Regions from separate parts of the Homo sapiens genome. Here region 2 is linked to region 1. A link is a loop called in an ENCODE intact Hi-C map of the cell type or tissue named here. Cell type or tissue: Caco-2. All regions are shown on one strand. Each heading gives the region's core, and the rest is flanking DNA. Links, peaks and the distances in the headings are about the cores only. Region 1 overlaps SYNPR (synaptoporin). Region 2 has its middle 9.8 kb from the start of SNTN.

The links. Peaks named below come from ENCODE experiments on the same cell type or tissue, not always from the same donor. Only the 100,000 strongest peaks of a DNase experiment are listed, where the experiment ranks them.
Region 2: it touches region 1 in a loop (13-fold over the local background); 1 of 110 quality-filtered maps calls a loop at or near these places.

Annotation. Positions count from the first base shown.
Region 1 is chr3:63,570,018-63,587,013 of GRCh38, reverse strand. The region is part of intron 4 of SYNPR (synaptoporin); the gene reads right to left. Among named protein-coding and RNA genes, the nearest start is that of SYNPR-AS1, 28 kb to the right of the region's middle. RefSeq lists an enhancer at 9,700-10,227. In Caco-2, for the core only: no CTCF peak of the experiment used is centred there; a DNase peak (open chromatin) is centred at 10,033.
Region 2 is chr3:63,634,347-63,651,342 of GRCh38, reverse strand. No RefSeq gene overlaps it. Among named protein-coding and RNA genes, the nearest start is that of SNTN, 9.8 kb to the left of the region's middle. RefSeq lists an enhancer at 5,397-5,950. In Caco-2, for the core only: no CTCF peak of the experiment used is centred there; DNase peaks (open chromatin) are centred at 5,722 and 6,082; H3K4me3 peaks cover 961 bases.

The DNA of each region.
Region 1 (16,996 bases), core at 5,751-13,750:
GCTTCAAACCTATTTGGCAATAACCAGGCATTTAAGGGTATAGGTGGAGTCTTCGCATGTGTGAATATTTCTTTTGGTTGCAATACGTGATTGGAAAAGAACTTGTGTGACAGTGTAAAGACATGCAGGGCCATCTGAAGTTTTGCGTAGGAGAATGAGCCATTAATATGATCAAGGAATGCCTTGATCATGTTGCTACATTGCAAAAAGCACTGTGAGGTCCTTGCGCATAGGACTATCTTAATCACCTGTGTCCCTAGAGCCTAGCCAGATATCTGCTGTTAGTAACTTATTAGTATATATATATTATACTTATATATATATATACTTACACACACACACACACACACACACACACATTGAATCTGCAAGAAGAAAGGGAAGACATTTTACATTTGGTAGAGACGCTTAAAGGAAAAATCATTAGGCCTCAAATATCGGCATGTTTCTTAAATTCCCTCAAGGATACAAGAAACTCATAATAAAGATAATTCAATGGCTGGGGATAGGGATGGAAGAAGGTTTTTTAAAAAGTTGTTTTTATTATTTTTTCTTTGTGTATGGGCTTTCCCTGGTATGACTTTTTAAGTGACTAAATTTGAAAATTCTGGCATGATTTTAGAATAGGCATTTTTTTTCTGCATTTGACCTTTGGCAATTACGAAAAATTTTCTGTTTGGGGGAAGGATTGTGACTACATTTCACACTTGCTCCCACCAATTTTTCTTTTTTTTTTGCAAATGAGCAAGCGGCATTTACACAGTTAGGTTCATGAAAAGAGCTGCTATTTTTCAAGCATTCCTTATGCCTTTCTAGAATTGAAGACCCATTATTCTGTCATATATCAACCCATCTGTCAGCCTGCAACAGATGGTTAAGATGAAGAACTTCTCAAATACCAAGGAGGAAATTATCCTGTGCTTTACCATCTACAGCTTAAATTCAGTCTGACTTCAAAATATTCCTTTGCCACTTCCCCACTTATCATGTGAAGTGGAAAGTGAGAAAAAAATATTGCATTTGAATTACAAATTAGAAGCCATTCCTCAAGAAGATGACTAGTGGATTCATAGATGTTTTTATTCTGACAGATGGAAGGAGAAGATAGACCTGGGTTCTAGGCTCAGTTATGTTACTTCTTAGGCACATAGCCTTTGGCAATATATTTGACTTCATAGGCTTTTATTTCCTCAGTTGAAATAATAAAGAATTTATACCTTGTCTTAGAGGGTTATTGCAAGAATTAAAAAGTAATAATCTTCTGGGACGATATCTTGCACAACTAGGCATCGGATAAATGACAGATATTATTATTTTCCCCATCAGTTCTCCCCTTTTGTTCTTGTCCACTATTTCCTAAAAATTATTCCAGATAAAAGATTCTGTGTCTCTGGTATGCAAGATTTGAACAGGTGCTTAAAGAAAAGTGGGAAGTTGTGGATAAAGCTTACGTGTATGTGTCTGTTTCTCTGCAATGTGTAGTGTTATACAGTGCAACCCCCCAAAATGTTGTGTTGTTATTTGGTGTGTGTGTGTGTGGTGGGTGCGGGGCGGAGGGGGGGGGCATGGATATACAGAAGGAAACATGTGACTGAAATGCCATTGCCTTCCAGGGGCATGCATGCTTTTCGTAAATCTGAGAGTACCAGGGACTTCTGTCCAATCCCTCCCAAAGAAAGTGATCATATATTTCCTTGGTTTTCATTTCATCCTGGATGAAAAAAATTTGTAATTTTTACTCTGCCTAGGCATAAATAGTAATTGAATCAAAGCTTATGTTGCATGCTTTATTTAGGTGATTTGACTTATTTTTGCCAGTTCTATCATATTTCCAATATATAACTGTTAGAATTTCACATTCACAGTTTTTTTGCAGTGGGAATTTTTAGGAGTGTAGGCTCCCTGCCCCCAGAATTATTCTTTTGTAAATGCTGCTGTGTGTAATGGGAGATAATGGCAGGCCTGAACATTTTAAGAAGCAAGATGTGTCCTAGAGAAGGGCTCTTCAACTTTATGCACGACAAAGCTTCTGGACATCTTGTTGAAATGCAGATTCTAATTCAGTAAGTCTGGAAGAGGGTCTGAGAGTCTGCATTTCTAACAAGCTTCCAAGAGATGCCAGTGCTGTCACTGGACATACTTTGAGAAGCAAGTCTTAGCCTATGAGGAAACCTCCTCCATAAATACTTCCCAGTCTACTCCAGAATCCACTACAATCTGTGGCCCCATTTGCATACATTGCCATTCTGTCTCATTTGCATTTAAGTAGGTCTCATTCTGCCAGTTCAACTTGAAAATAACTCTATTCCTACTTTCCCTCTTTTAACATTTATTGGGTAATTTTTCTATACCAGGCATTGTGCTAAATATTACCCACGGACCCGATTTCAACCCAGCTTCTCACTTAGCACCCAACGTAAATCCTGAGCCACATGACTGTATCTCCCTAATACACATAGCATCTTCCCCCTTTCCTCATATTTCTATTTTTCCAATCCCAAACCCAGACCACACTTGGTTTATTGATGGCAGTTCCTGTATACCCAGCCAAATCTCGCCAGCTAAATCTGGTTATGCTGTCGTGTCCCATACCTCTATTATTGAGGCTGCTGCACTTCCTCCCTCCACTACTTCCCAAAAAGCTGAACTCATTGCTTTAACTCGTGTGTTCTCTCTTGCCAAAGGAATGCACATTAACATTTACAGTGACTCCACATATGCTTTCCACATCTACCATAACCATGCTGCCATTTGGGCTGAAAGAGGTTTTCTCACCACACAAGGCTCTTCCATTATCAATGCCTCTCTAATGAAGGCCCTCCTTAAGGCTGCTCTCCTGCCGGCCAAGGCTGGAGTCATTCATTGTAAAGGACACCAGAAACTAACTGATCTCATTGCTAAAGGAAATGCCTATGCCGACAGGACAGCAAAAGAAATAGCAAATGCCTCCACACCCGCAAATATTCCAGCCCTCACTCCAAAAGGCCAGTATTTTTCTTTCTCCTCTATCACCCCCATCTACTCCTCCTCTGTAAGCCTGCTCTACCAGTCTTTTCCAACCCAGGGCAAGTGGTTCTTAGATCATGGAAAATTCATTCTTCCTCACCTTAATCCAGGAGACAAAGATTCTTTTACTTATTATCTCTCCTGAATAGGATCTGCAGTCAGAACTATTGAGCTTTTCCAATCAGACCACCACTCACACCTATGGGAAAAGGGTAATATAATAGATCATTGACTTAACAACAGGGAATCCTATTCATATGTTGGAAAATGGGGATGAAAGCCTTTGGTACGTAAAACATTATTCCTTCCTTGGCCTAAAAACTCATCTCCGCCTACATTAAAAGCTAATATGCCTGATTACTGTTTTTAGAGAACTTATTTTATTAGGGCAGTTCCAAGCTCAAAAATATGCCAACTGGCACCTTGTTAGCTACATAAAAATGCACCCTAGACCCGAAACTTACTGGACTAACTCATTATAAAATTTTCTTTAAGATGTCCACACAGTCCCTGGTCACGCTTGAAGCAGTCCTGAGAAACATCGCCTCTACCCCAATAATCCCCAGAAGAAACTTATATTTTCTTTATCTTTTCTTATAACCTTATATTTTATAAATAAAAAGACAGGAATGTCAGGCCTCTTAGCCAAAGCTCAGCCATTGTAACCCCTGTGGCCTGCACATATATGTCCACATGGCCTACAGGAGCCAAGAAGTCTGGAGCAGCTGAAAAACCACAGAAGAAGTGAAACAGCCATCTCCTGCCTTAACTGATTGACCAACCTTATGACATTCCACCATTATGACTTGTTCCTGCCCTGCCCCAACTGATCAACTGACCTTGTGACATTCTTCTTCTGGACAATGAGTCTTATGATCTCCCCACCATGCACTTTGTGACCTTCTCTGCTAACAATAGATAACCACCTCAGTCTGTAACTTTCCACTGCCTACCCCAGTCCTATAAAGCTGCCCCTTTCCTGTCTCCCCTCGCTGACTTCTTTTTGGACTCAGCCCACATGCACCCAAGTGAATCAACAGCCTTGTTGCTCACACAAAGCCTGTTTAGGTGGTCTTCTATACGGACACGCGTGACACTTACATGAGCTAATCTCATCAAATTCTCAGTGATAGGATAGGTACTATTATTATCATCAATGAACAGGTGAAAATACAGAGGCACAGAGAGGTTTAGTAAATTATCCAGGGTTAACCAGCTAGTAAGTGGTAGAACCGGGGCACAAATGCAGTCCGATTCCAGAGCCTGGGTCCCTAACCATTAAGGATTTGCTGAGATTATGCCTTACTGTGACTGTGTCAAATGTATTTTTGTAAATCCTGTAGCACCTATTCCTGTGTCATATCTTATCAATATAAGCAGATAAAGTAAAAATCCTTTACCAAAATAAAGAAGAAATACATATATGCTGCTTTTCTCTTTTTTCCTAATTGACTGCTTAATGAAACCATGGAGCTGAATATCAGCGGATCAAGACCAACATTATCAGACAAAAGTCCAATAATATGCACTTAGCTAAATTTGCATATTATTAGAATCTGGTCATGAGTAGTTATGCTATGGGGACACCATATGATCTATGGTATATTAAAATCTGTTATGATGAAATCTGATTATATGCCATATTGTGTCCTGTTGATGAGAAAAAGGAATTAGCTACTAAAAAAAGCGAAGGTTCTTCATAAGATATTCTTACTCATAAAGAGGACCCCTGATTCCCCACAAATTTGCAGAACTTAGCTAAAGAAGTAATAATCTTCTACCAGTTTTCAGAGCTCCCCCGTTAAGTGCTTCTCATAATATTATTCCAGTTTTTGATCTTTTTCACTGTTACTAAAATGAAGCCAAATAGAAAGTGTTTTCCAGAGCACAAACCAAAGCCGCACTCAATTCTGGAGGTAAGTATGCAACATCTTGATTCCGTATTTCACAGACCACTCTCATTCAGTTTATGCACCATGGCAAATAGTATTGAATCTATTGGAAAACACCTGGGAAGCAAACATTTTGCAAGTACTGTTTTGATGATTTTGAGAGAATGTGAAAGCCAAATTATGGTACCTGTTAAAGTAATTGTGTCTAGCTTAAGTTAAAAAGAAATCCACACTTGAAATCACAATAACCTTTTAAAATGTGTTGGAAATATGGGAGAGTTCAATCATACATGAGGGGAGATGAGTTTTAATTTTTTTTTTTGTAATAAGAAAACCAGCAAGAGTCAAAGTAAACTTTAATAAACCTTTCAAGTCTCCTGGAGTGAGTGGTGCCCTTGCTTTTGTGCATGCATAAAGGTGTTGGTTTGTATTTAGGACCGTGTTGTACAAAAATACATATCTTTGAACACTGGAATTGCTTCAGTTCAGAAAGAGCTCTCACTGTGGGGATCATGAGGGAGCTGAGATGGACGCATACTCGTGCTTATGCTTTTTGATGAGATGGCAGGTTGCCTGTAGGTTGGAAATGCTTCATTTTCTTTCTCAGCATCTTTCTTATGTGTGCGTGTGTTTGTTTGTTTGCTTTACGTTTTGATAAATGCATGTTTTTGAATGATTGTATGACTGATGACTATACAATGCAATCTACTATGTTACTGTTACTGATTTGGAATGAGCAGGAACTTTCTTTTGTTTGGTGTTGCTTTAGTGCTACAACCACCTACCCCTGTCCCCAACATACAACCTCCCTCCTCCACCAACCTTCCCGAAGGGTTTCAAGGTAATGGTTCTCAACGCAGTGCTCCCTTGATGCAGTTTATGAAGTATCGCTTTGGAACAGAGACTGGTTGAGTTTGTTTTTCTGATTTAGTATGGAGCTTTTCTGATTGTGTTCAGGACAGTGGTGGAAAACACCCCTGAGGGATCCTTTCTTTACCATTTCTCTGTCTCTTCACTTTTCATTCTTTACAAAGGCAGTAGAGTGTAGAGTACAGGGGTTAATTGTTACAGTTCTGAAGTCAGTTCTGGATTCATCTTCACTGACTCATTGTATGGCTTTAGCCAAGATCCCTATACCGCCTATGCTTTATTTTCCAAATCTGTGAAATGGGCAATACTACCTACCTCACAAAACTGTTGTGAAGATTAAATGACATGTAACATATGAAACATTCATTATATGCCTGACATATGGTAAATACACAATATATGTAAACCGTTAACGTTATTTCCAGATGTAGTTACCACAGGCCAGAACTGTATAATGAGACTAATTTGCCAGAACTGTATAAGGAGACTAACTTGTCAAGGATGAATTCCCAAAGCAGATCACGAGTGACAGAAGTGAAGCCTTTCTGGAAATGAGACCATGCATGCTGAATGCCAACCCATTTGACCACAATTGGAAAAATACACTAGGTTTCATAACCAGAGACTCACTAACTGGGAACTGTATCTGTATCTGACTAGCTTGGCACTGTGTTAAAAAAGGCTGATGTTCATATTAGGTTAATGCTTCCACGTCCTGGAGACTACACAATAGCTACCCAGCTGAATGTCTCCCTTGAGACACTTGTACTGCATCATGGGTCTGGCTTTTGTTGGTATTATCTCTACCTTATTCTGAAGTCTACATTGCCATTTAACTCCCCACAGGTCATGCCTGACTTTGGATTTGTATTGCTATGAGGAAAGAATAGTTTTTAAAGTATTTTTCTGAGTCACATTTTTATTTGCCCCAGGGCACTTAATTCTGTGCATTTTGGCAAAGGAACGCAATCATTCCCACAGATACTGTTGTGTTTGCTAAATCACCTGAGTATTATCAATAAACATACATTTTCTGCAAGACTAACAGGACTTTCTCAAAACTCTGAGTTCTATTCTACAGTGGTTTTGATGAACTTTGCTCATAAAAAAGTGATGAATACAGGGATTTCTTTTTTCTAATATTCACCAACTTCTTTGGTTCTCAATATGAAATGGCTGCGAGGATGAATTTCTCCTTAGCTATTAGAGACCTCCTAGCTCAATTGGGTCATATAATGGCTATTTATAAGCATGAATGAGAAAATCTTTCAAATGAAAATTCATAATTCATTTTTAATATTTTTAAAATGAACAGTCCTCCCCCCATTTTGCCCCCTAATACTTGGCATTCAAGACTAAGGAGAAACACTAGAGTGTTCTTTCTTAAAATGACAGATAACAGCATATTTGTGTGTGTGTGCGTGTGTGTGTGTGTGTGTGTGTGTGTGTGTGTGTGTTTTAGTTAAATATGAGGAACCAACCTCAGAAACCATTTGAAATTACTTATTCACTTTAAATGAGAACTGGGAAAATTAGCCAGATAATCCAGGACCATATAAAAACACCAACAGAAACAACAAAAAGTCAATAAACATCATTGATCATTCACTTTGCACCTCATGTTGAGCATCTTTCTAAACACTGGAAATATAGTCTTGGACAAAAGCAGACACAAACCCCTGCCCTTGCCAAATATATGTTCTTGTGTAGGGGACAGACAATGAACAAGGTAAATTAGTGAAGTATGTGGTAGTTTGGATAGTGGTAAATATTTTGGAGAAACGATAATTCAGGAAAGAAAGATAAAAGTGAAGTATGTTGGGGAAATGGGTGCTGAAGTTCTAGATGAGGTGGCCAGGGAAACTTTATTGAGAAGGTGGGTTTTGCATAAACACTTGAAGAAAATATGGGAGCCAGCCATGTGAATATCTGGGGAAGAGCCTTCCAGGCAGAAGGAAGGGGAGGCAGGGAGCCCCTGAGATGGGAGCAAGCCTGGTAAGTTTATCAACCTAGGAAATGAAGACCTTAATTTATTTGCCTAAAATGGGTTTGAACAGCGGTTCTTCACCTTTAAGAGATCCTTAAAGGATGTGATAACAAATATACATATATTGCCCCATGGAAATTGGATTTGAGGGAAGGAGAAAACCAGTAGGAAATTGCAGTTGAACTTTAAACGAGAGGTGACAACAGTCTGGATTAGGGAAGTGGCAGCTGGACTCAAGGAAGAGATAAGAAGATGGATTTAATGGAGTTTAGTGGGGGATTTGATTTAAGGGTGTAGAGGAAGTGTCATAGGAAACACCCAGGTTTCTGGCTGGGAAGATGGTAGTTGGGGGCCCAACTCTGAGAATGTGTGATTCCAGGATTCCTAGCAAAGCAAACTCTACCAGTTGAGCATATTGGCTGGGTGTATCTGCCTTGCTGAACTCTACAAGTTCTGCCATGCAGGCAAGTCAGGCTCTTGGATGGCTATTTCATTGAGATACAGGTTCTGGGCTCTATTTACCTTGTTAAAATTATACAGAAGAAAAAACTACCACTGTCTTTCTCTTTGGTTAGGGATGGTTAAGGAAAACCTCCATTTACTCATTTCAAAATCTTTTAGATGGGAGATCTGATGGTCAGTATTGCCAGCTATTAAGTTCATGAAAGTTGTCTTTGAGAGCCCTTTTTCTATTTATCCGTAAAATATGAGTCTTGAAGTCATAGCTTCCACTCTCACACCTCCTCTCTCTTCCTGTTCTTATCCCTCACGAGAATTTCAGATCCACCCCTCAACTCTTTGCTACTATCCACACATGGAAGACCTATGCTCCTTTGATTTGACTTGTCTAAACCTAACTCACTCTCTCCTTACACCTACTTCTTCACCTGCATGTATCAGCTTGGCTGATGACAAAATCTCATGCCACATGCTGAATTGCCAACAGCCTTCTTTAGCACCTCCTCCCTACCTATTTCAAGTGAGGCCCAAGGTAAGTAACATGGCTTGTAAATGGTTGAGCCAGAAGTGAAGTGAGAACTGTGAGGTCCAGGACCTACGCTGGTAATCACCACCTTACACTATCCCAAGGGAAGACAGGAGGTGGTGATTCCCAGCTTGAGCCTTGGATTGCACACATCTTGGGCCTTACTTGCAATGGGAATAAAAACACTTCGCTTCTAGGAGTTCTGTGACTTTTAAATGACATAGTGCATGTGAAGCACTTAGTTTGTGTCTGTCATGTAGTAAGCCTTCAAGAAAGAGTTCACATTGTGATTAGACTCTATTGCTCTCTCTAATCTGTTGCCATTACCTCGTAATAAACATCCCCCTCCTTGCCTCTATTACCAGCAGATTATTTAATTGTTAACAAAAGCTTTTAAAAACGCAGGCTTGCTAATACCCGTCTCCTACGTAACCCTTCCAGTTGTATACATAAGTGACTTAGAATTCATCATGCCTTGGAAACACGTACTTTTTTGAGGAGGGGTGAGAAATCCTTTACAGAATGTATCCATGCACTACAATTAGGCCCATCCTACTTTTAATAGCTTTATTTCTTACTAAGTCCTCCAACTTTAAATAATTTACTCAGCTTCACAAGCATTCACATACCCCCACTCACACATACCTACATTCATACACCTACACACGACCTCTTCCCTCTCCTGTTTCTGATCCATTACTCTAGTTCTCTTCTCACAGAAAAAGCTCCCCACTGTATTTGCCCCTAGAAGCCCACATTTTTTTCTCACATTTGACCTTCTCCTGTCCCTCCCTTCCAAAAAAACAGTTCCCAAGTTGCTCTGGTTGGAATCAATTCAATTCCTTGTCCTTTCTTCATATATAGCTATTGGCTTTCCTCTCCATGTGGGTCTTGGTGAACCAAATATCCCTAAATTCAGGGTACTCTATAATTCAACTTTCTCTGGGCCTCAGGGCCTAGCGCAGTATTTTGCACATAAATCATTTCTCAATTCAATTGTTTGTTGAATTCAATTAGGAAGATTTCAGTTTCTAAGATCTGAATGTAAACATGCAGACAGCATTTAAGCATTGCGTTTACCCAGCCACATGCTGCTCCCTGGTTCACAGTTTACCTTACAACTGAGTCTGAGAATTGTATTTGCATAGCCATCTGTTTTTCAGATTGCCAACAGGCCCAGATCTGCCCAGTCCTTTCATCGCTACACCTTACATTTAGCTGTCACTAATGAATCTTTTCAGTGAGATTTGCCCCCTCACAGTATAGACCAGAGATTAAAAACTGGTTCAGCCAGTTTGACTAGGTTAAAAAAAAATGTATCCTGTAGGGGTAGAGTGAATGTGCAAATGGCTCTTCAAGGATCACAGGTTTCTGAGGTCCACCTTTGTCCTGGTCAACATGTTTACTAATGATTGGGAAGAAGGCTTAGATAACATGTTTTCTTTTTTCTTTTTCTTTTTCTTTCTTTCTTTTTTTTTTTTTTGAGACGTATTCTTGCTCTGTTGCCCAGGCTGGAGTGTAGTTGTGCAATCTCAGCTCACTGCAACCTCCAGCTCCTGGGTTCAAGTGATTCTCCTGCCTCAACTTCCCGAGTAGCTGGGACTACAGGCACGTGCTACCATGCCCAGCTAATTTTTTGTATTTTTAGTAGAGACGGGGTTTCACCATATTAGCCAGGATGTTCTCGATCTCCTGACCTCGTGATCCGCCTGCCTCAGCCTCCCAAAGTGTTGGGATTACAGGTGTGAGTCACCGCGCCCAGCCCCAGATAACGTGTTTTCTATGCATGGAAAACTGTGGACTGGCTTGACATACTGTTAAGAACAATGATGATACAGTTTTAAGAAAAACTTGGAAAGTCATTCCAACTGGGAATTCCTTTGCTAACTTTGGGTGAGGGAAATGGCTAGGAACTTTCTAAAATTAGCAACAATTCTCTTGTGCTCATATAAATTATCATTTGGTATTTGTTTCACGTACTCAGAGGAAGCCAATTGGAATAGAATATGTTAAATACCAAGTAACATTTTATTCTGACAGGTTAACTTGATATCAACCTCACATACAAAGTTGTGAAATCTCAAAGGCTATACAGGGATGATGGACGCTGCTGATCTTGTGTCAAGGAGGGTCTTTTTAAAATCTAGTAAAAGAAAGCACAGTATATTACAGTGTCATTTGGGGATTTCTTTGTAGCTGTAGTGTCAGAAGGGACTACAAAATGAAGGAAGTTATTCTACCTAAAGTTAAAGATAGTAACTTTATTGTCTCTAGTATTTGCTCATAATAAAAAAATGACACTTGGATCATGAAGAAATGTTTATTTGCACAATAACTGCATTAAAGATTATAAACAGTTGGTTTAGTTTTTACTGAAATAGAGTTTAGCATAAAAGGAAAAAGTTAATGTGAAGCCTCAGTATCTTTCTTCCAAAGTGTGTAGGCTTGGAAAAGCCATAAACCACACTCTTCTTATTCACTTCACCCTTTCGCAAGTTTCCACTTGAGATCTTTGTTTCCGACCCCTAACAAAGTATGCTCCTGGTGAAGGCAACTCTTTCTATCCACTGAGAAAACATGAGGTCCAGACCTTTTGTGATTTTCCATGTTTTTTTGATTAAATTTCCTTTGAGTAAACTGACATTTTCTCTGAGTAAGCAGAGTCTGTTGGAATATTATTTTCTCTATAAAGCTTTTCCCCACAATCCCAGCCACTGCATTGAAGAAACCTTCACTACAGCTTGGAGCCATGAGAAGCGTATCTGGGAAAAGTTATTTTTATTTACAATCTCTAATTGGTTCCTAAGCAGGGAGACCCCTTGGTGACTGAGGGGGGCTAATGGATGTGGGAATAGGAGCTGAGAGTGTGCCACATCTTTATGATGAGAAAGAGGAACAGGGGATCATGGAAGAAGAAAAATCTGGAAGGCCAGAGAGGCTGGTAGGAAGAGGTTCAAGAAGCAGAGGAGAAAATTGCTGTTGGCAGAGGGTGGGTATGAAACGAGGGCCTGGAATAAAGAACAAGTCATTTAATAAGCTTCTATTTATTTCTTTTCATTAACTTTTTGCTGTGTAACACGCAATGTCAACTTTTCTGGGTCCTGTTAACTCTGCTATACATCTAATACTCAGCTCATGCTTGTGGGGGTGGATTCTGTGAAGTGCTTGCACCTGCTTCAATGCGGGTGCTTAGGAACATGTGGGCTATATAGGTAGGTTTGACTGTGTGTGTGCCCTTATGTGGCACATACACAGTCATGTGTATGTGGGAGAGGCCTGTTACAGGGATTCACTCATGGCCCTGACTTAATTATTTGAAAGTGCTCGCCCACACTTTCAAAAATTTATCTACTTGGATGATAAATTATAAAGTCACAGAAAAATAGCTTTTATCTGACTGTACTTTGAAGACTGAACACATTTTATCCTTAAATTGCCTGCTTATCTATCTATCTCTACCCCTGAGATTGTGGGTTCCCTGAGGGATAGGACACCACCTTCATTAATTCATTCAACACTATGTATTGAGTTCTGTATATGTGTTGTGTGCTGGGATACAGTGAAGAATAAGATAAGATCTCTGCACTCAAAGATCTTATGATATGGTGGTAGAGGCTGATATGTAACCAACAAGTATAAACCAGAAAGATGGGCTTACAGTATGGTTTTCCCACCTCGGCACTATTGACATTTTGGACCAGATAATTCATTGTTGTTTTAGAGTATCCTTTGCCTCATGGGATGTTTAGCAGTATCCCATTGCCAGATTCCACTTCTCCTCACTTTGCCCCCACTTCACCACTGAGAATTACTCATTCTCTTATGGCTAGACACAAGGCATCATGGGAAGAGCACTTAACCCATACTTGGGTGGAGTTTTATTAATCCTTCATCCTCAACATCTAGTTGATGCTTACTAAATGCTTGATGAATAAATGCAACACATAGTAATCACGCTACCTGTCAGGATTTTTGGAATGAAGTTTAGTAAACTATGGGAAAGTTTAAATGTGAGGCCACAGGCAAAATGTGGGAAATAAATTTCACTCTGTATCATTGGCCTGAATATTGTTCCCCAAAACACTCTCTCTAGCTTCAAAGGGACTTGCTCCCCAAATATTACAGGGCAGATTTTCTAGTAGTTACTTTCCTGTTAGTAAACACTGACTGTCAAGCATTTTGGCAAATACCAGGTGCCTGTAAATGTTAAATAGTCATTATAAAGCCACATAAATATTTTAGATTCCATCATCCACAGCAGGGAAAGAAAAGAGTCCAGATTCTAAGGGTGGAAAAGAAGCCCTGACATTCAGCTAATGGCTTTTACCCACCAGTGGGCCCACCTGGTAGCTTGAAATTTAGAATGTCTTAGAAATAAATATTCTTTGCAAAAGCTCATTAAATCTGACTCAATTTGGCGGCGGCATCCTGTCCCCAAGTTGGCTTTTGTATTTATGTAAATGATGACAAGAAAATTCACAACACAACCCACACATTCCTTTCACACATCCTCTGTCCTGAACCAGGTTGACATAGAACAATGAGATGGCAGAACTAACTGGCAAGATGGACCTGAACTACATGATGGTGTTTCTTGGACATCCTGAGAAATAATGAAGGGTTCAGTGAACCAACTGTGTGACTTTGGCAATTGATAACTTCTCTAGGCTTCCACTGATAAAACAGAGGGAGGACGTAGAAAGTGATGATGACTTCAAAGCTGCTCCCAGCATTCATTCTGATCCCTTTCACTCTAGTATTATATCCTTAAAGCTTCAAGAAATTGAGGGGCCGCAGCATTAATATTTATTTTGGAGATGGGAGAAAATGGAGTACAAAAATCAGCCTCTTAACGGTCTTGACATCTTTCCTTAATAGACTTCTTATCTTGAGTGTGATGAAACCTCACAATGTTCTGAGGTTGGCTCCCATGTAGAATGGACAGGTGCAAGTTAGCTGCTCAGTTTGAGCTAATTCTCAATTGTCCCTTCACCTGCGTTGTCCACTATGATGTTCTGTTGATGGAAACATGACCCAACTGATAGCCCTGGGTTTTAGATTACTAAATCTTCTGGTAATTCTCTGAAATTCTCTCCTTTTACAAAGATAAATATTCTCAGTGACTTCAGAGAGACTCATTCATGTTCTTTAGAAGCTGCAATTAATAAGATATTTTCCCTGATGGATCCGTTGTCCCCCTAATTGGAAAACTATAATTTCTTTGCTGACTCCCTGAGGTTCATTTTATTTGCAACACTCTTAAAACACACACAAAACCCAGCAGAATAGCTACATTTTTGTCTTAATATTACTGCTAAACTAAGGGAGGAAAAAAATCACACACACACACACAAACCTCCTCCCTCCTTTAATCCCATCAGGGCATGCCTTATTCTAATACTTATTAAAAATGAGAAAGCAGTCTAGGAGGCTTCTGGAGGTCTAAGTTCATAAAGTGAATATGCATAAAGTAGCAGAATATCAAGTTTTCATAATTACACCTTTTTATGCATACAGTTCCTGGAGTGAAATCGGCTTTGACTTCGGTTGATTTAATAGAACCTTTCTAATTTAAATCTATCCTGTCACTTCTACTTAGCTGTTGTTCAATTTTAAATGGCAAAAAGAGTTATTATTTTCCACTTTCACAAACCAATAAAGATTCTATACTTCTAAACAAGAGTGATGAGACAGCATTTAATTTCTGACCTCTTTCCCTAATTCAAGAGCTTTGGGAAGGGAAAGTATTTCTGTTTTGGAGAGATAAACTTTAAAATGAGAGGGCAAGCGAGGATAGAGAGACTCAGGCTTAGGCGACTATACCTAGCATAATGCCTTACTCAGAGTCAGCAGGTGTTGGATCCTTGTTGCAAGAACAATGCTTTAGACAGGACAGAAGACTTTGAATAATCTCATAGCAAAAGAGATAGTTCAGAGAGCATACAAAAAGAAGAAGAATAAGAATAAGAAGAGGAAGGAGGAGGAGGAGGAGGAGAAGGAGAAGAAAGCACAGTTAAAGGTGGAATTTTGGTGAAAATGGAGGCCTTTGGAACAATTTGATTTAGTAGGTAGCAAGACTCAATTAGAAAGATTTCGAGTTAAATCACAACTGAAAGTGCCACTTGTTTTGCTGTCCCAGGACACCCAAGAAGAACACTCACACAGATGTATGGTTGCTTTGGACTGAAAGTCAAGTGGATGTGAGGGTTTGAATTTTAGTTAAAGAGCCATGTACACACACATTGGAGCTTGGAGTTCATTCCTTTGATAAGCACTTACTGAATGTCTGCTCTGTGTTGGGCTCTGTCCTGCTTAGAGCTGGTTCTTCAGGGATAGCAAAACCAGTCCTACCTTCAACGAGCTCATTTTGCTGGACAGGAAACTGATGTCTAAGCAGGAAACTGAAAGGGTGGCATTGTCCTAGGATCATAGATCTAGGCGGGGTCACCTTTGTCCAGCCAGACAATTTTTTTCTTCTGGAAAAATTTCATTAGTTTTACTTAACACTAAGCACCTTAGGAATACGTTCATGTATCATCAAATTATTATATATCAATCAAATTACTTTATATAAGCAAGAGTATAAAGTCTGGGTGAATTAGCTTTCTTTTATTCCACGTGGTAGAAAAGAAATACTGTCTTTTTATGAGCATTTAGAAATTTTCTGAATTTTGAATACAGAATATTACTAATTCCTTCCTTCTCTTTGAGGGTAATTCATAACTGAGTCTTTAAAAGGTTGGCTGTTATTCAAGAGTAAATCTCTAGTTTTCGGATTACCTATTTATCAAGTAACCTCCCTCAACCAGAAAACAGATAAGCGTTAGTAACCAGTGACTGAAAGGATGTTTTGGAAGTTTATAAATTTGAATTTGCCTTGAAAAAACACAATGATTAATACCTATTTTAAAGAGAAAGGCAAAAGTAAGGCCAAATTCCACCTTTTCAGAGAGGAACAAAGACTGCAGGGACAGCAGGTATACTATTTTTAATTTCATTTTCCTCTTACAAAATGATTAATGAGAACAAAGTGCACAACAGTAAAACTTTAAGATCCCATGGTTAGGTAGATTTCCCATACATTTTAGTACGCATGTGGAAGGGAGTATTTGAGAAGAATTAGACTCCACCATTTTAAAATAGCAAGCTGAGTCTCTTCTGAGATGAGGCGTGGTCTTGATAACATTGATGCTTATTGTGATTTTCAAAACCCTGATGTTAAACTGTAACAGTCATGATGGGTACCTCCAATATTATAGACCCAGATGTTGGAGAGTGCGTAGTCTATATTTTGGGGGGTTCTTTTATATGTTTCTATGTTTCCCTTAGAATATATATTTTCAGGAACCCAACAAATGTGTGTTGAGTAGATGAGCAAACTCAGACCCTATCCTTGATGAAGATCATTAATTTCATTTTAAATACTGCCTTTAGGGGACAATAGCTGTGTTGGAAATAATCCTTGTCCTTCAGATATTTGATATCTAGCAGGGGGGATCAGACAAAACCACATCCAATGAAAGTGCAAGGTAATAATGGATTTGCACAAAGAATGATTTTTACACAGAGCTGGGAGGTTTAGAAGAGGGAGAAATCACATATCTTTGGGGATAAGGACATGGGTAGTGAAGAAATACTTCGTGGAACAGATAGCCTGTGAGATGGGTCTTTGAAGATGAGTTGAATTTTGATAGGCTGGGAGGGAGAAGGGAGGAGGACCTTCCAGGTGGCAGGTAGCAGCTCAGTAGCTATGCAGAATAGGAATTTTTACAGTGTGATTAGGGAATGGCAAATTGTACAGTTTGACTAAAACATGGAATACCGGGGATGACGGGAGATAGCTCTGAAGAGCATGTGAACGCTTAGGAGGGCCTTGAATGCTGATGTGAGGAGAGACGTTTTATTTCTATAAGCCAGAGATACAATGGTGTAAACACAGCTCTATTTGAAATAACAGATTGGAAGAATGGAAGACTGGAGGTCGGAGACCATTCCACAGGGAGTGTCCATGAATATGCCCTAATGTCATCAATTCTTTCCTTTCCCTGGCCCCCTCACCCGCCCTGTTCCCCTAAGTGTGCCAACTCTTAATGCATGAGGGTTTCATAAAGCCCAGAATCAGCCTTCTACCAGCTATATCTTCTAATCAGGAACACAAATCCCATGTAGTTTGGTCTTAGTTTTTTCAATCTTGAATCAACTATTTACAGAATGAGTGAAACAAACAAACAAACAAACAAAGCCAATGAAAGCTGC
Region 2 (16,996 bases), core at 1,657-9,656, 68 kb before region 1:
TTTATTTTATTTTATTATTATTATACTTTAAGTTTTAGGGTACATGTGCACAATGTGCAGGTTTGTTACACATGTATACATGTGCCATGTTGGTGTGCTGCACCCATTAACTTGTCATTTAGCATTAGGTATATCTCCTAATGCTATCCCTCCCCCCGCCCCCCACCCCACAACAGGCCCCGGTGTGTGATGTTCCCCTTCCTATGTCCATGTGTTCTCATTGTTCAATTCCCATCTATGACTGAGAACATGCGGTGTTTGGTTTTTTGTCCTTGAGATAGTTTGCTCAGAATGATGGTTTCCAGTTTCATCCATGTCCCTACAAAGGACATGAACTCATCATTTTTTATGGCTGCATGGTATTCCATGGTGTATATGTGCCACATTTTCTTAACCTAGTCTATCGTTGTTGGACATTTAGGTTGGTTCCAAGTATTTGCTATTGTGAATAGTGCCGCTATAAACATACGTGTGCATGTGTCTTTATAGCAGCATGATTTATAATCCTTTGGGTATATACCCAGTAATGGGATGGCTGGGTCAGATGGTATTTCTAGTTCTAGATCCCTGAGGAATCACCACACTGACTTCCACAATGGTTGAACGAATTTGCAGTCCCACCAACAGTGTAAAAGTGTTCCTATTTCTCCGCATCCTCTCCAGCACCTGTTGTTTCCTGACTTTTTAATAATCGCCATTCTAACTGGTGTGAGATGGTATCTCATTGTGATTTTGATTTGCATTTCTCTGATGGCCAGTGATGACGAGCATTTTTTCATGTGTTTTTTGGCTGCATAAATGTCTTCTTTTGAGAACTGTCTGTTCATATCCTTCACCCACTTTTTGATGGGGTTGTTTGTTTTTTTCTTGTAAATTTGTTTGAGTTCATTGTAGATTCTGGATATTAGCCCTTTGTCAGATGAATAGATTGCAAAAATTTTCTCCCATTCTGTAGGTTGCCTGTTCACTCTGATGGTAGTTTCTTTTGCTGTGCAGAAGCTCTTTAGTTTAATTAGATCCCATTTGTTGATTTTGTCTTTTGTTGCCATTGCTTTTGGTGTTTTAGTCATGAAGTCCTTGCCCATGCCTATGTCCTGAATGGTATTGCCTAGGTTTTCTTCTCGGGTTTTTATGGTTTTAGGTCTAACATTTAAGTCTTTAATCCATCTTGAATTAATTTTTGTATAAGGTGTAAGGAAGGGATCCAGTTTCAGCTTTCTACATATGGCTAGCCAGTTTTCCCAGCACCATTTATTAAATAGGGAATCCTTTCCCCATTGCTTGTTTTTGTCAAGTTTGTCAAAGATCAGATAGTTGTAGATATGTGGCATTATTTCTGAGGGCTCTGTTCTGTTCCATTGGTGTATATCTCTGTTTTGGTACCAGTACCATGCTGTTTTGGTTACTGTAGCCTTGTAGTATAGTTTGAAGTCAGGTAGCGTGATGCCTCCAGCTTCATTCTTTTGGCTTAGGATTGACTTGGCAATGCGGGCTCTTTTTTGGTTCCATATGAACTTTAAAGTAGTTTTTTCCAATTCTGTGAAGAAAGGCATTGGTAGCTTGATGGGGATGGCATTGAATCTATAAATAACCTTGGGCAGTATGGCCATTTTCACAATATTGATTCTTCCTACCCATGAGCATGGAATGTTCTTCCATTTGTTTGTATCCTCTTTTATTTCATTGAGCAGTGGTTTGTGGTTCTCCTTGAAGAGGTCCTTCACATCCCTTGTAAGTTGGATTCCTAGGTATTTTATTCTCTTTGAAGCAATTGTGAATGGGAGTTCACTCATGATTTGGCTCTCTGTTTGTCTGTTATTGGTGTATAAGAATGCTTGTGATTTTTGTACATTGATTTTGTATCCTGAGACTTTGCTGAAGTTGCTTATCAGCTTGAGGAGATTTTGGGCTGAGATGATGGGGTTTTCTAGATATACAATCATGTCATCTGCAAACAGGGACAACTGGACTTCCTCTTTTCCTAATTGAAAACCGTTTATTTCCTTCTCCTGCCTAATTGCCCTGGCCAGAACTTCCAACACTATGTTGAATAGGAGTGGTGAGAGGGGGCATCCCTGTCTTGTGCCCGTTTTCAAAGGGAATGCTTCCAGTTTTTGCCCATTCAGTATGATATTGGCTGTGGGTTTGTCATAGATAGCTCTTATTATTTTGAGACACGACCCATCAATACCTAATTTATAGAGAGTTTTTAGCATGAAGGGATGTTGAATTTTGTCAAAGGCCTTTTCTGCATCTATTGAGATAATCATGTGGTTTTTGTCTTTGGTTCTGTTTATATGCTGGATTACATTTATTGATTTGTGTATGTTGAACCAGCCTTGCATCCCAGGGATGAAGCCCACTTGATCATGGTCGATAAGCTTTTTGATGTGCTGCTGGATTCGGTTTGCCAGTATTTTATTAAGGATTTTTGCATCGATGTTCATCAAGGATATTGGTCTAAAATTCTCTTTTTTGGTTGTGTCTCTGCCAGGCTTTGGTATCAGGATGATGCTGGCCTCATAAAATGAGTTAGGGAGGATTCCCTCTTTTTCTATTGATTGGAATAGTTTCAGAAGGAATGGTACCAGCTCCTCTTTGTACCTCTGGTAGAATTCAGCTATGAATCCATCTGGTCCTGGACTTTTTTTGGTTGGTAAGGTATTGATTATTGCCTCAATTTCAGAGCCTGTTATTGGCCTATTCAGAGATTCAGCTTCTTCCTGGTTTAGTCTTGGGAGGATATATGTGTCGAGGAATTTATCCATCTCTTCTAGATTTTCTAGTTTATTTGCATAGAGGTGTTTATATTATTCTCTGATGGTAGTTTGTATTTCAGTGGGATCGGTGGTGATATCCCCTTTATCATTTTTTATTGCATCTATTTGATTCTTCTCTCTTATTAGTCTTGCTAGCGGTCTATTAATTTTGTTGATCTTTTCAAAAAACCAGCTCCTGGATTCATTGATTTTTGAAGGGTTTTTTGTCTCTATTTCCTTCAGTTCTGCTCTGATCTTAGTTATTTCTTGTCTTCTGCTAGCTTTTGAATGTGTTTGCTCTTGCTTGTCTAGTTCTTTTAATAGTGATGTTAGGGTGTCAATTTTAGATCTTTCCTGCTTTGTCTTGTGGGCATTTAGTGCTATAAATTTCCCTCTACACACTGCTTTGAATGTGTCCCAGAGATTCTGGTATGTTGTGTCTTTGTTCTCGTTGGTTTCAAAGAACATCTTTATTTCTGCCTTCATTTCATTATTTACCCAGTAGTCATTCAGGAACAGGTTGTTCAGTTTCCATGTAGTTGAGTGGTTTTGAGTGAGTTTCTTAATCCTGAGTTCTAGTTTGATTGCACTGTGGTCTGAGAGACAGTTTGTTATAATTTCTGTTTGTTTACATTTGCTGAGGAGTGCTTTACTTCCAACTATGTCGTCAATTTTGGAATAGGTGTGGTGTGGTGCTGAAAAGAATGTATATTCTGTTGATTTGGGGTGGAGAGTTCTGTAGATGTCTATTAGGTCCGCTTGGTGCAGAGCTGAGTTCAATTCCTGGATATGCTTGTTAACTTTCTGTCTCGTTGATCTGTCTAATGTTGACAGTGGGGTGTTAAAGTCTCCCATTATTATTGTGTGGGAGTCTAAGTCTCTTTGTAGGTCACTCAGGACTTGCTTTATGAATCTGGGTGCTCCTGTATTGGGTGCATATATATTTAGGATAGTTAGCTCTTCTTGTTGAATTGATCCCTTTACCATTATGTAATGGCCTTCTTTGTCTCTTTTGATCTTTGTCGGTTTAAAGTCTGTTTTATCAGAGACTGGGATTGCAACCCCTGCCTTTTTTTGTTTTCCATTTGCTTGGTAGATCTTCCTCCATCCCTTTATTTTGAGCCAATGTGTGTCCCTGCACGTGAGATGGGTTTCCTAAATACAGCACACTGATGGGTCTTGACTCTTTTATCCAATTTGCCAGTCTGTGTCTTTTAATTGGAGCACTTAGCCCATTTACATTTAAAGTTAATATTGTTATGTGTGAATTTGATCCTGTCATTATGATGTCAGCTGGTTATTTTGCTCGTTAGTTGATGAAGTTTCTTCCTAGCCTTGATGGTCTTTACAATTTGGCATGTTTTTGTAGTGGCTGGTACTGGTTGTTCCTTTCCATGTTTAGTGCTTCCTTCAGGAGTCTTTTAGGGCAGGCCTGGTGGTGACAAAATCTCTCAGCATTTGCTTGTCTGTAAAGGATTTTATTTCTCCTTCACTTATGAAGCTTAATTTGGCTGGATATGAAATTCTGGGTTGAAAATTCTTTCCTTTAAGAATGTTGAATATTGGTCCCCACTCTCTTCTGGCTTGTAGAGTTTCTTCCAAGAGATCAGCTGTTAGTCTGATGGGCTTCCCTTTGTGGGTAACCCGACCTTTCTCTCTGGCTGCCCTTAACATTTTTTCCTTCATTTCAACTTTGGTGAATCTGACAATTATGTGTCTTGGAATTGCTCTTCTCGAGGAGTATCTTTGTGGCATTTTCTGTATTTCCTGAATTTGAATGTTAGCCTGCCTTGCTAGATTGGGGAAATTCTCCTGGATAATATACTGAAGAGTGTTTTCCAACTTGGTTCTATTCTCCCCGTGACTTTCAGATACACCAATCTGACGTAGATTTGGTCTTTTCACATAGTCCCATATTTCTTGGAGGCTTTGTTTGTTTCTTTTTATTCTTTTTTCTCTAAACTTCTCTTCTCGCTTCATTTCATTCATTTCGTCTTCCATTGCTGATACCCTTTCTTCCAGTTGATCGCATTGGCTACTGAGGCTTATACATTCGTCACTTAGCTCTCGTGCCTTGGTTTTCAGCTCCATCAGGTCCTTTAAGGACTTCTCTGCATTGGTTATTCTAGTTATCCATTCGTCATTCTAGTTATCCATTCGTCTAATTTTTTTTCAAAGCTTTTAATTTCTTTGCCATTGGTTCGAATTTCCTCCTGTAGCTCGGAGTAGTTTGATGGTCTGAAGCCTTCTTCTCTCAACTCGTCAAAGTCATTCTCCGTCCAGCTTTGTTCCGTTGCTGGTGAGGAGCTGCGTTTCTTTGGAGGAGGAGAGGCGCTCTGATTTTTAGAGTTTCCAGTTTTTCTGCTCTGTTTTTTTCCCATCTTTGTGGTTTTATCTACCTTTGGTCTTTGATGATGGTGACGTACAGATGGGTTTTTGGTGTGGATGTCCTTTCTGTTTCTTAGTTTTCCTTCTAACAGACAGGACCCTCAGCTGCAGGTCTGTTGGAGTTTGCTAGAGGTCCACTCCAGACACTGTTTGCCTGGGTATCAGAAGTAGTGGCTGCAGAACAGTGGATTTTGGTGAACTGCAAATGCTGCTGCCTGATCATTCCTCTGGAAGTTTTGTCTCAGAGGAGTACCCAGCCGTGTAAGGTGTCAGTCCGCCCCTACTGGGGGGTGCCTCCCAGTTAGGCTACTCGGGGGTCAGGGACCCACTTGAGGAGGCAGTCTGCCCGTTCTCAGATCTCAAGCTGCATGCTGGGAGAACCACTACTCTCTTCAAAGCTGTCAGACAGGGACATTTAAGTCTGCAGAGGTTACTGCTGTCTTTTTGTTTCTCTGTGCCCTGCCCGCAGAGGTGGAGCCTATAGAGGCAGGCAGGCCTCCTTGAGCTGTGGTGGGCTCCACCCAGTTCGAGCTTCCAGGCCGCTTTGTTTACCTAATCAAACAACTAACTAGGCAGTGTCGGGCGCCCCTCCCCCAGCCTCGCTGCCGCCTTGCAGTTTGATCTCGGACTGGTGTGCTAGCAATGAGGGAGACTCCGTGGGCATACAACCTTCTGAGCCAGGTGAGGGATATAATCTAGTGTGCCGTTTTTTAAGCCCATTGGAAAAGGGGAGTATTAGGGTGGGAGTGACCCGATTTTCCAGGTGCCGTCTGTCACCCCTTTCTTTGACTAGGAAAGGGAATTCCCTGACCCCTTGCGCTTCCCTGGTGAGGCGATGCCTCGCCCTGCTTCGGCTCGCGCACAGTGTGCTGCACCCACTGTCCTGCGCCTACTGTCTGGCACTCCCCAGTGAGAGGAACCCGGTACCTCAGTTGGAAATGCAGAAATCACCTGTCTTCTGCGTCACTCACGCTGGGAGCTGTAGACTGGAGCTGTTCCTATTCGGCCATCTTGGCTCCTCCCCCAAAATCTGGATTTTCAGCAAACACTTCGGGTGATTCTTATGTGGGCTGTGTTGCGGAGTTGTTGGCAGTGGTTAAATACAGACTTTGGAGTGGAAGAGCTGGCTTTGAATTCTGACTCTGACACTTCCTAGTTGTGTTACCTGGAATAAGATCCTTAAAACTGCTAAGTTGGCTTTCTCATCTGTGAAATACTTTCCCATTGGAATTTTTGTCAAGGCTAAATGAGTTTGTGTTTTGGGGCACTCAGTACAGTGAGGAGCAATCAATAAAATAACAGTCGTAGAGAAGATGATATTCGATATGATGGTATCAGAGACATTCACAGAAGGATGTGCAATGAGCAAGGTCAGGAAACTATGCAGAGGTGCTGCAGCATCCAGAGATTAGCAATAGTGGGAAGCTGTTACCAACCTTAGTTCTGAGGGGCAAGGAGAGAAAATATTATAGAGTCAAGTGAGAGCTGAATTCTTGGAGCAGGTCCGCTTCACAGCAGCTGTGATTGAAGGGACGCAGCTACTCTTAGAAATGCAAGCAAAGCAGGGAGGGAGGGAAAAGAAACACCCTAAGCTCTGAGCTGCAGCCTGTGCCTCCAATTGACTAAGCCAATCAGGAAACTGGCGGTGAGGGAGCCCGGGAGATGGGGTCTGTAGGAATCAGCCTCTGGGGGCATAGAGAAAGGCAGAGAGTGGAATGGGAGGGAGAGGTGAACAAATGGGTAAGAAGCAGAATGATGATACTAATGATGATGATAATGATGACAGAAGCAAAATACTGAGAATCTGAGATTTATTGATTATCTTCTTATTGTCAGGATTAAATTAAAGCTGACATTTTCAGAAAGATACAGCAGTTTTCACAGACATTTCAAGTGAAAATGCACCGTTTTTTCTACATCAGAATCTCATCTCTCAAAACATTCAGGCTGTTTACACACACTATCAAACTATCTGGGCAAACATTATTTTAAAAATCCCTCAGTCAACCTGGCCCTTTGGCAATGTGAGGGCAGGGCTTAAGTGTACTCAGTAGATATCCATTTGGGGGAAGGAAATGTGTTGAGGGCAGCAGGGGTTTGACAAACGACTCCATGTGGATTTACTGACAAGCACACAAGACCACCGACCTGAAGGTCACAGCAGCAGGGCTCTTGTCTGTGGGCTTGGCAGGCTGCAGGCAGCGGAAGATTAGGACAGTATTAATGGTGCATGAAATTTGGTCAGCTATCGGAGTGAGAAAAAAAATGCCATCACAGAGAAAAGTGTTTTTTTTTTTTTTACCAGGTTCGCTCTTTACACTTGAGTCTGCCAACTTGGTTCCTATTCAGTAAAAATTAATATCAGGTAATAGGAGTGAGAGTCTAAAAGACTTGCCTTTGAAGATTTGGCTCATGATTTTTTTTTTTTTTTTCTGGTGCTACATTATTTATTGAGGGTTCTGGAAACTCAGTAACTTCATGAATTGTGTTTCAGGGAGTGTTAGAACTACTGGAATGAATGCAAAAATTTTCATGTGTATGGGAATTTTCCTGGCTGAAAGGACAACTAGGTTCTCCTAGTGGCCTATAACCGCTGAAGAGTCATTGCTGGAGGTGAATGCCACCAGGTTGGTCATGAGGTTGCCTTTTTGAAAAGAACTGCCCCCTGCCCAAGCCTCACTCTCAGAGAAATAGTGTGTGGACCCTTAGTTTCATGGTCAGTTAATATGTTAAAATATATTATTTTTATATTTATATAACATTTATATAATATTGTTTAACAATGCATAATTGTTAAAATTTATGCATTGAGTAGCTGGTATTGTGTGAGGTGTTTGATAAATATTTCTTTTTCTTTTCAATAACCATTAGAAATAAGAATTGTCATCATTTGCAAATGATGAAAATGAAGTGTAGAAGAGTTAAATTACTTGTCCAAAATCCTCTGGCTAATTAATGAATAAGCCTCAATTTAAATCTAAGGCTGTGGGGTGTTTCAAACCTGATGCTATTTATTTTACGTCATTTCACCTCTTGCTGCACTTTTTGATCATGAAAATTAAAACCACAGTTCTTGTTTCCTAAGCTGACAAATCGTAACTCTCTATAAGTCTCATAGGAACTCACCAGAATTTTGCTAGTTCAAATTAGCCTCTTCTCCCTCTAAATATCCTCAAAGCATGTTTTACTTTTATTTGGCATCTCTTATCATTGCTTTATGTTTATAATTAGTTACTATTTGCCTTATCTCATCACTAGGTTGAGAACATTAATAATAATAATAATAATAAATTGCATTGATTTAAAACCTCCTAGGCACTGGACATCACTTCACATGTATCCTCTCATTAAATTCTTAGGACGCTCTTTTGGTGGGCACTATTGTGATTGTTTGCATTGTGCAGATGCCTTATACAGATTAGGAGACCTGGACTTGCCCAAGAGTACATAGCTAGTAAGACCTGGGATTCAAGCTCAAGTCTTTCTGAGTCCAAGTATCAACTTGTGAATCACTATCTTGTCATCAACAATCATGGCTTAATCATTTTTGTATCTTCTATTCAGGGTCTAGCATCATGAAATGTTTATGTAATTGGACATTTGTTGAATACAGTGTGCCCTAGAATCTAGAGTGTGATAGCCACTAGGGAAGTTGGGCTTGTGTCTGGTGCCAGGATATATTAATATATAGTGTTCCTGCTCCCTCCCTGCTTTCAGAGGAACCAGAGAAACAAACGGAATCCCCAAGGAAAGGGTGTCATGCCTGCTAAAGGAAGAGATGCTAAGGGTGAGGGGTGTGTTTTGCACATAGTAGAACTTCAAAAAATACTCATTTGAGGATACCACAGTTTATGTATCCATTCTTCTGCTGATAAATATTGGGTTTATTTTCAGTTTTGAATCATTATGAATAAAGCTTCTATGGACATCTTTCTACATGTATTTTTGTGTATCTAATCACTCATTTCTTTTGCATATAGACAGGGAATTGCTAGGTCACAGGGTAGGTTCTGTTTAATTTTCTCAGAAACTGACAAAGTTTTCCAAAGGAGTGTTCCATTTTACACTTTCACCAGTAATGCGTCAGAATTTTCTTTCTTTTTAAGGCCCAGTGCATGTATAAATGTATATGTCACATTTTGTTTGTCCATTCATCCATCAATGGACACGTGAGTTGCCCCCACCTTTTGTCTATATGAATAATACTTCTATGAACACATGTGTACCAATACCTGTTTGAGTTCCTGCTTTCAATTCTTTTGGGTATACACTTAGAAGTGAAATTGCTGGATCACATGGCAATGGTATTTTTAATTTTTGAGGGAACCACCATACTGTTTCCACAGTTGAAACATTCCTACCAGCAGGACACAAGGGTTCTGATATCTCCACATTCTTGACAATAGTTCTTTTAGGTTTTGCTTTGTTTCAGTTACAGCCTTTCTAATGAGGTGGTATCATTGTGGTCCTTTTTTTTTTTTTTTTTTTTTTTTTTTTTTGCATTTTCCTAATGATTAGTGATGTAGAGCATCTTTTCAAGTACTGTTTGGTTATTTGTAGATCTTCCTTGGGAAAATGTCTATTCACATCCTTTACCCAATTAGAAAAAAGTCAGGTTTTTTTTTTGTTTGTTTATTTTTATTTTTATTTTTTTGAGGTGGAGTCTTGCTCTGTTGCCAGGCTGGAGTGCAGTGGCACGATCTGGGCTCACTGCAACCTCCGCATCCTGGGTTCAAGCGATTCTCCTGCCTCAGCCTCCCAAGTAGCTGGGACTACAGGTGCATGCTACCATGCCCAGCTAATTCTTGTATTTTTAGTGGAGACGGGGTTTCACCATGTTGGACTGGATGATCTCAATGTCTTGACCTCGTGATCCACCCGCCTTGACCTCTCAAAGTGCTGGGATTACAGGCGTGAGCCACCGCGCCGGGCCTATTTTTTTTGTTTTTGAGTTGTAGAAATTCTTTATATATCCTGAGAAAGTTGTGTTTTTGAATATCTCATTTAGTGCTCATAATAACATGAAAAAGAAGTATCATTAACTCAACTTTACATATGAGGACCCTGTAACACACATACAGAAATTAATTTTAGCAATTCATTCACTAAATACATATTTATTGAGTGCTTACTATGGGTCCAACACTGTTAATAGCAATGAGAATGCAATGCTGAGACAAAACTGACAAAGATCCCTGCCCTCTTACAGCATACATTCTAGGAGGAAGACACAGAAACAAGATTAATAAATAAAATATAGAATGCATTAGAGGTGATAAGTTCTAAGGAGAAAAGAAAATTGATTAGGGATGGGGAATATGTAATACTGGTGGGGGATGGGGAAGCCTGCAATTTTATATAAGTTGGGCAAGGAAGGTCTCCTGACATGATTTTTGACTGAAGAGCTAAAGGAAGAGAGTGGGGGAAGCATGAGAGTGTCTGGGAGAATAACTTTCTAGACAATAAAGAAGTAGAAAAAGGCAAAAATGTATATCTCTCTGGCTCCAAATGTAATAATAATACACTAATAATCACTCTTCTAGCCACTGTTGTCACTAGTATTTTTCAGCAAATATGCTGTATAATTTAAATTTTTTTTAAATTTTGAGATAATTGCAGATTTAGATGCAGTTGCAAAAATGAATGCAGACATCCCATGTACCCTTTACTCAGTTTCGCCAATGATAACATCTTAGAAAATATTATGACCAAGATATTGACATTGATAGAGTCAAGAAGAGTATGCCTCCGCCAGGCCCAGTGGCTCACACCTGTAATCCCAGCACTCTGGGAGGCCGAGGTGGGTGGATCACCTGAGGTCAGGAGTTCCAAACCAGCCTGACCAACATGGTAAAACCCCATCTCTACTAAAAATTAAAAAAAATTAAAAAATTACCTGGGCATGGTGGCAGGCACCTATAATCCCAGCTACTTTGGGAGGCTGTGGCAGGAGAATCGCTTCAACCCAGCAGGCGGAGGTTGCAGTGAGCCGAGATTGTGCCATTGCACTCCAGCCTGGGCGACAAGAGTGAAACTCTATCTCAAAAAAAAAAAAAAAAAGAGTATGCCTCATGTTGGCCCTACTTTTCCACCCCCACTTCTCCTTAAACTCTGGCAACCACTAATTTATTCACCATTTCTATGACTGTGTCATTTCAAGAATGTTATATAGATGGAATCATGCAATATGTAACCTTTTGGGGTTGGAATTTTTTCATTCACATAATTCTCTGGAGATTCACCTAGGTTGTTGTATATTTGTTATTTGTTGTTGCTGAGTAGAATTCCATAGTATGTATGCACCACTATTTGACTAACCCATTGAAGGACCTCTAAGTTGTTACCAGTTTTAGGTTATTATGAGTAAATTGCTACAAATGTTAATGTAAGGTTTTTGTGTGAACTTTGGTTTTTATTTCTCTGAGACAAATGCTCAGAAGTGCAATTACTGGGTTGTATGGTAGTTTTACATTTAGTTTTGTAGGAAACTGCCATCAACTTTCCCAGATTGGTTGTGCCACTTTACATCACCACTAGCAATATATGAATGTCCAGTTTCCCAGAATCTTTGCCCACATTTGGTGTTATTATTATTTTCTATTTTAACCATTCTGATAGTTATGAGTGATATTTCACTTTGGTTTTAATGTGCATTTCTCTAATTACTAACAATATTGAACATCTTTTTTCTGTTTATTTGCCATTTGTAGATTTTTCAGTGATATGATTATTTCATGTGTTTTGCTAATTTTCTAATAGAATTTTTAAAAATTTTTACTGTTGAGTTTTGAAAGTTCTTTACATGTTCTAGTTATTTCTTTGTCAGATATGTGGTTTGTAATTATTTCTCCACTGTATAGCTTGTCTTTGCGTTCCCTTATGGGACTTTTTCACAAAGCAAAAATTTTAAAATTTTCATGAGATCTAATTTTTTTAAATTCTCCTTTTATGGACTATCCTCTGGTATCAAGTCTAAGAATTATTTGTGTAGCTCTCCCATGTATGTTCTAGAAGTTTCATAGTTTTTACATTTTACATTCAAATCTGTTATTCATTTTGATTTTTGTTAAAAGGTGTGAGACTTGGCCTGGCTTGGTGGCTCATGCCTGTAATCCCAGCATTTTGGGAGGCTGAGGCAGGCGGATCACATGAGGTCAGGAGCTTAAAACCAGCCTGGCCAACACAGTGAAACCCCGTCTCTACTAAAAATACAAAAATTAGCCAGGCGTGGTCTTGGCCACCTGTAATCCCAGTTACTTGGGAGGCTGAGGCAGGAGAATCACTTGAACCCAGGAGGTGGAGGTCATGCCATTGCACTCCAGCCTGGGTGACAGAGCAAGACTCTGTCTCAAAGAAAACAACAACAACAACATGAAAAAAACAAAGATGTGAGACTTAGGTAGAAATTTTTTTTTCATGCATGTCCAATAGCTCTAGGACTATTTGTTGTATAGGCTACCCTTTTTCCATGCAATTATTTTTGCATCTTTGTCAAAAATCAGTTTGACCTTTTCGTGCGGGTCTATTTTGAGTTTCTTAATTCTGTTCTGTTGATCTTCGTGTCTGTCCCTCCAATTTACTGCACAGTCTTGATAACTGTGTTATGTGTTTTGTAATTGTACACATTAATTCCTCCCACTCCATTTCTTTTTTTTTCAAAGTTGTTTTAGTTATGCCAATTCTTTTGTCTTTCCATATACATTTTAGAATAATCTTCTCTATATCTATTTAAAAAAACCCCTTCCTCATGAAATCTTTGCCTGTGATTATGTCTTGAATGGCATTGCTTAGGTTGTCTTCCAGGGTTTTTATAGTTTTGGGTTTTACATTTAAATCTTTAATCCATCTTGAGTTACTTTTGTATATTGTGTAAGAATGGAGCTCAGTTTCAATCTTCTGCACATGGTTAGCCAGTTATCCCAGCACCATTTATTGAGCGGGGATTCCTTTCTCCATAGATTATTTTTGTTAGGTTTGTCAAAGATACTAGATAAAGAAAATGTAATACATATTCACCATGGAATACTATGCAGCCATAAAAATGAATGAGATCATGTCCTTTGCAGGAACATAAATGGAGCTGGGGGCCATTACCTTTAGCAAACTAACTCAGGAACAGAAAACCAAATACTGCATGTTCTCATTTATTAGTGGTAACTAAATGATGAGAACACATGGACACATAGAGGGGAACACACACTGGGACTTTATGGGAGGTGGAGGGTGGGAGGTGGGAGAGAATCAGGAAAAATAATGAGTGGGTATTAGGCTTAATACCTGGGTGATTAAATAATCTGTACAACAAACCCCTACAACACAAATTCACATATGTAACAAACCTGCACTTGTACCCCTGAACTTAAAATAAAAGTTAAAAAAAAAACCTTAGGGGGAGTTTCATAGGAATTGAATTAAAATTTTTTAGGAATGGAAGGAAAGTCTATTGTAATTACCCATAGCTTTCCTTATTGTGTTCCTTTTTTCATCCTGATGTTCAAAATTCTTTCTCTTATAGTTTCCTTTATGTTTAGATAATGTCCTTTAATCATTCTGTTAGGGCAGGTCTGCCTGTTCATTAGTCTGTTTTCACATTGTTATAAAAATACTACCTGAGACTGGGTAATTTATAAACAAAGGAGGTTTAATTGACTCAGAGTTCTGCATGGCTGGGGAGGCCTCAGGAAACTTACAATCATGGCAGGAGTAGAAGCAGGCATGTTCTTCACAAGGCTGCAGGAGAGAGAGAAGAAAGCAGGCAAAACTGCCACTTATAAAACCATCAAATCTTGTGAGAACTCACTCACTGTCACTAGAACAGCAGGGGGAAACCATCCCCATGATCCAGTCACCTCCCACCAGGTCTCTCCCTTGACACGTGGGGATTACAATTCGAGATGAGATTTGGGTGGGGACACAGAGCCAAACCATGTCAGCTGGCGACAAATTCTTTTAGTTTTCCTTTCTCCAGGAATGTCTGCATTTCCCCTTCATTCTTGAACGTTATTACCACTGGGTATAGGATTTTGGGATAATAGTTGTTTTCTTTTAGTACTTGAAAAAGGTCCCATTTCCTCCTGGCCTCCATGGTTTCTGATGAGAAATCCAGTGACATTCTAACTGTTTTTGCCCTATGGGTAATATGCTGTTTCTCTCTCACTGCTTCCATTTTTAAAACATTGTCTTTAGTTTTTAACATTTGAGTATAATATGTCTTGCTGTGGATGTCTCCCCCAATTTGGAGTTCACTCAGCTTCTTGAATCTATAGATTTGTATCTTTTTCCAAATATGGGAAGTCTCCAGTCGTTATTTCTTCTTGTAGTTTTCAGTCTTCCACCTTCTTTTCCTCTCTCCTTCCAGGGCTTGGAAAACATGAATGTTAGATCTTTTGATATAGTGTCATAGGTACCTAAGGCTCTGTTGATTTTTTAAAGTTTATTTTCTCCCTATTGCTTAGATTTTATCATTTATGTTGTTTTATCTTAAAGTTCACTGGTCCTTTCGTCTGCTCTCTTAATTCTGCTTTTGAGGAAAATTTTCAGTTATTGTATTTTTCAGTTCTAAGATTTCCATTTGCTTCTTCTTTATAGCTTATGTTTCTTTACTAAGATTCTCTATTTTTAAAACATATTTCAAGTATGAAAACATTTTTTACTATGCCTTCTCTAAAATCTGTGTCAGATAATTCTCACATCTTTGTCATTTTGTGTTGGTATCTCTTGATGCTTTTCATTCAGTTTGAAATCTTTCTGGTACTTGATATGATGGGTGATTTTTAAAAATGGAAACCTGGATATTTTGGTTATTATGAGACTTCTAATTTTATTTAAACCTTCTATTTTAACTGGCCTCCTCTGTACTTCCTCAGCAAGGAAATGGGGAGGGTGTCACTTTCCTGCCAGGTACAGATAGATGTCTTAGTTGGGGGGCTTCTTGTTACTTCTGCTTGGGAGTAAGCGTTGTGACTTCCTCCTATGCCTCCATGGATGTTTTCCTGGCTGGGAGGTATAGGAGTGCCTTGTTACTGCTCCCCATGTGGCCCCCATTGATATCACTGGTGGGGTTGCTTCATTACTTCTAGGTGGGGGTGAAAGTCCCATCTCTTCACTAGGCCTCCTCTCACATCATGGTATCATCTGATACCATGGTGGGTGGGAAGACTTGGGGCTACAGTTGGAGGATGAAAGTCCTGGCCTTCTTCTTAGCTTTCTTTGGCAGCACTCTGATATGGTGATGATTGGGGGCTTGGAGAGGCTGAAAGTCTAGGCTCATCAGTTGATCTTTGCTGGTGTGGTGGGGGTGAAGCACAGTTGTTTGTAAAGGTGTTTAGCTGCAGTAGAGTACTTATTTTCTAAAAGTTTTTTGTCTTGCTAGGCCGCCCACCTCCTGTACCTTTGATTAGAGACAGCAGACTTCTGTTAAGGCTCTTTGTGTCTGTTTCTAGTGACTGGCTTCCCCCACACCCACTCTAGGTTATATGAGGAAAAAAGAAACCCCGGAACTCACTGCCATGAAGTTCTTGGCATCCTGAGGTCCCTAGCAGTCTGTCTCCTTTTCTCCCTGTTTAGATTTAGGTTTATTTTATATATAATATCCAGGAGCTTTTGATGTACCTTGTAGGAGGAATAAAGAAAATACGTTTACTCCATCTTCCTGGAAATAGAAGTCCCTGTATAATTTTTTAAATATTTCCTTATTTCAATACTTGCTATATGTTCATGAACAGGCTTAGAAAGGTTGAGCAACTTGCTCAAAAGCATGTTTTCTGACCTGGCCACATAACTTATACAAACCTACCCTGCTTCTTTGTCAGTAACAGTGCCCACATTTACGGAATGCCATTGCGCTTCTGTCACTGTCCCAGTTGTCTTCACATACTCTATAGCCAGGTCCTTACATATTTCTGTCTATCTATCTATCTATCTATCTATCTATCTATCTATCTATCTATCATCTATCTATCCTCTCTCCCTCTAATAAGTTTTGTGTCCACATTCTGCTGACCCCTTTCTGTACATCTAATGCTCTTGCTGTCTCGTAATGATCTGCATTGGGATGGTCTTGTCTTTATAATGGGGACTTGCTATTCAAATCCCATGCTATGTTCTCTCTTATAAGTGAGAGCTAAGCATTGGGTACTCATGGACAAAAAGAAGAGAACAATAGGCAATGGGGATTACATGGCGGGGCAGGGGGAAGAAGGAGGAGGGCATGGGCTGAAAAACTACCTATTGGGTACAATGCTTGCTGCCTGGGTGATGGGATCATTTGTATCTCCAACCTCCGCATCACGCAATATACCCATGTAATAAACCTGCACATGCACCCTCCCGAATCTAAAATAAAGGTTGAAATAAAAAGAAAGAACTCCTATGTTGACAGCCAGTTTACCCATACAAATGAGGACAGAGTCAGGCTTTATGGAAATAGTGCATATCAGAATTAGACCCTCTCATGTTCCATAGTTTATGTAACATTTTTTTTTTAGTGGTTTGTCTCTTTTCAATAAAACAGCTCTTTTGGATGTGTTACCCGGAGCCAGTAGGCACAAAGCAGAGGGTCCACTTGCCAGGCCTATTCCCTCTCTTTGGTTGGGCACTGGCAAAACAAGTTGGAAAGACTATGTCTTTATCATTGGCCCACCCAGTAAAGTTGCCAGCAGCTGGCCTAAAGCATTTAAATGCCTGTCTGATGTAGTGGAAATCAAATTTCTGAATAAAGATGTTCAACATTGTATTGGTCTGAGCTTTAATTATCTTGCAATGTAATGGGAGAAAAAGCAAGAACCTTTAATTTTCTGTTGGTGACTGTCATTATGCAGCCCTTTCTGATGCTCATTTGAGAGGGAGAA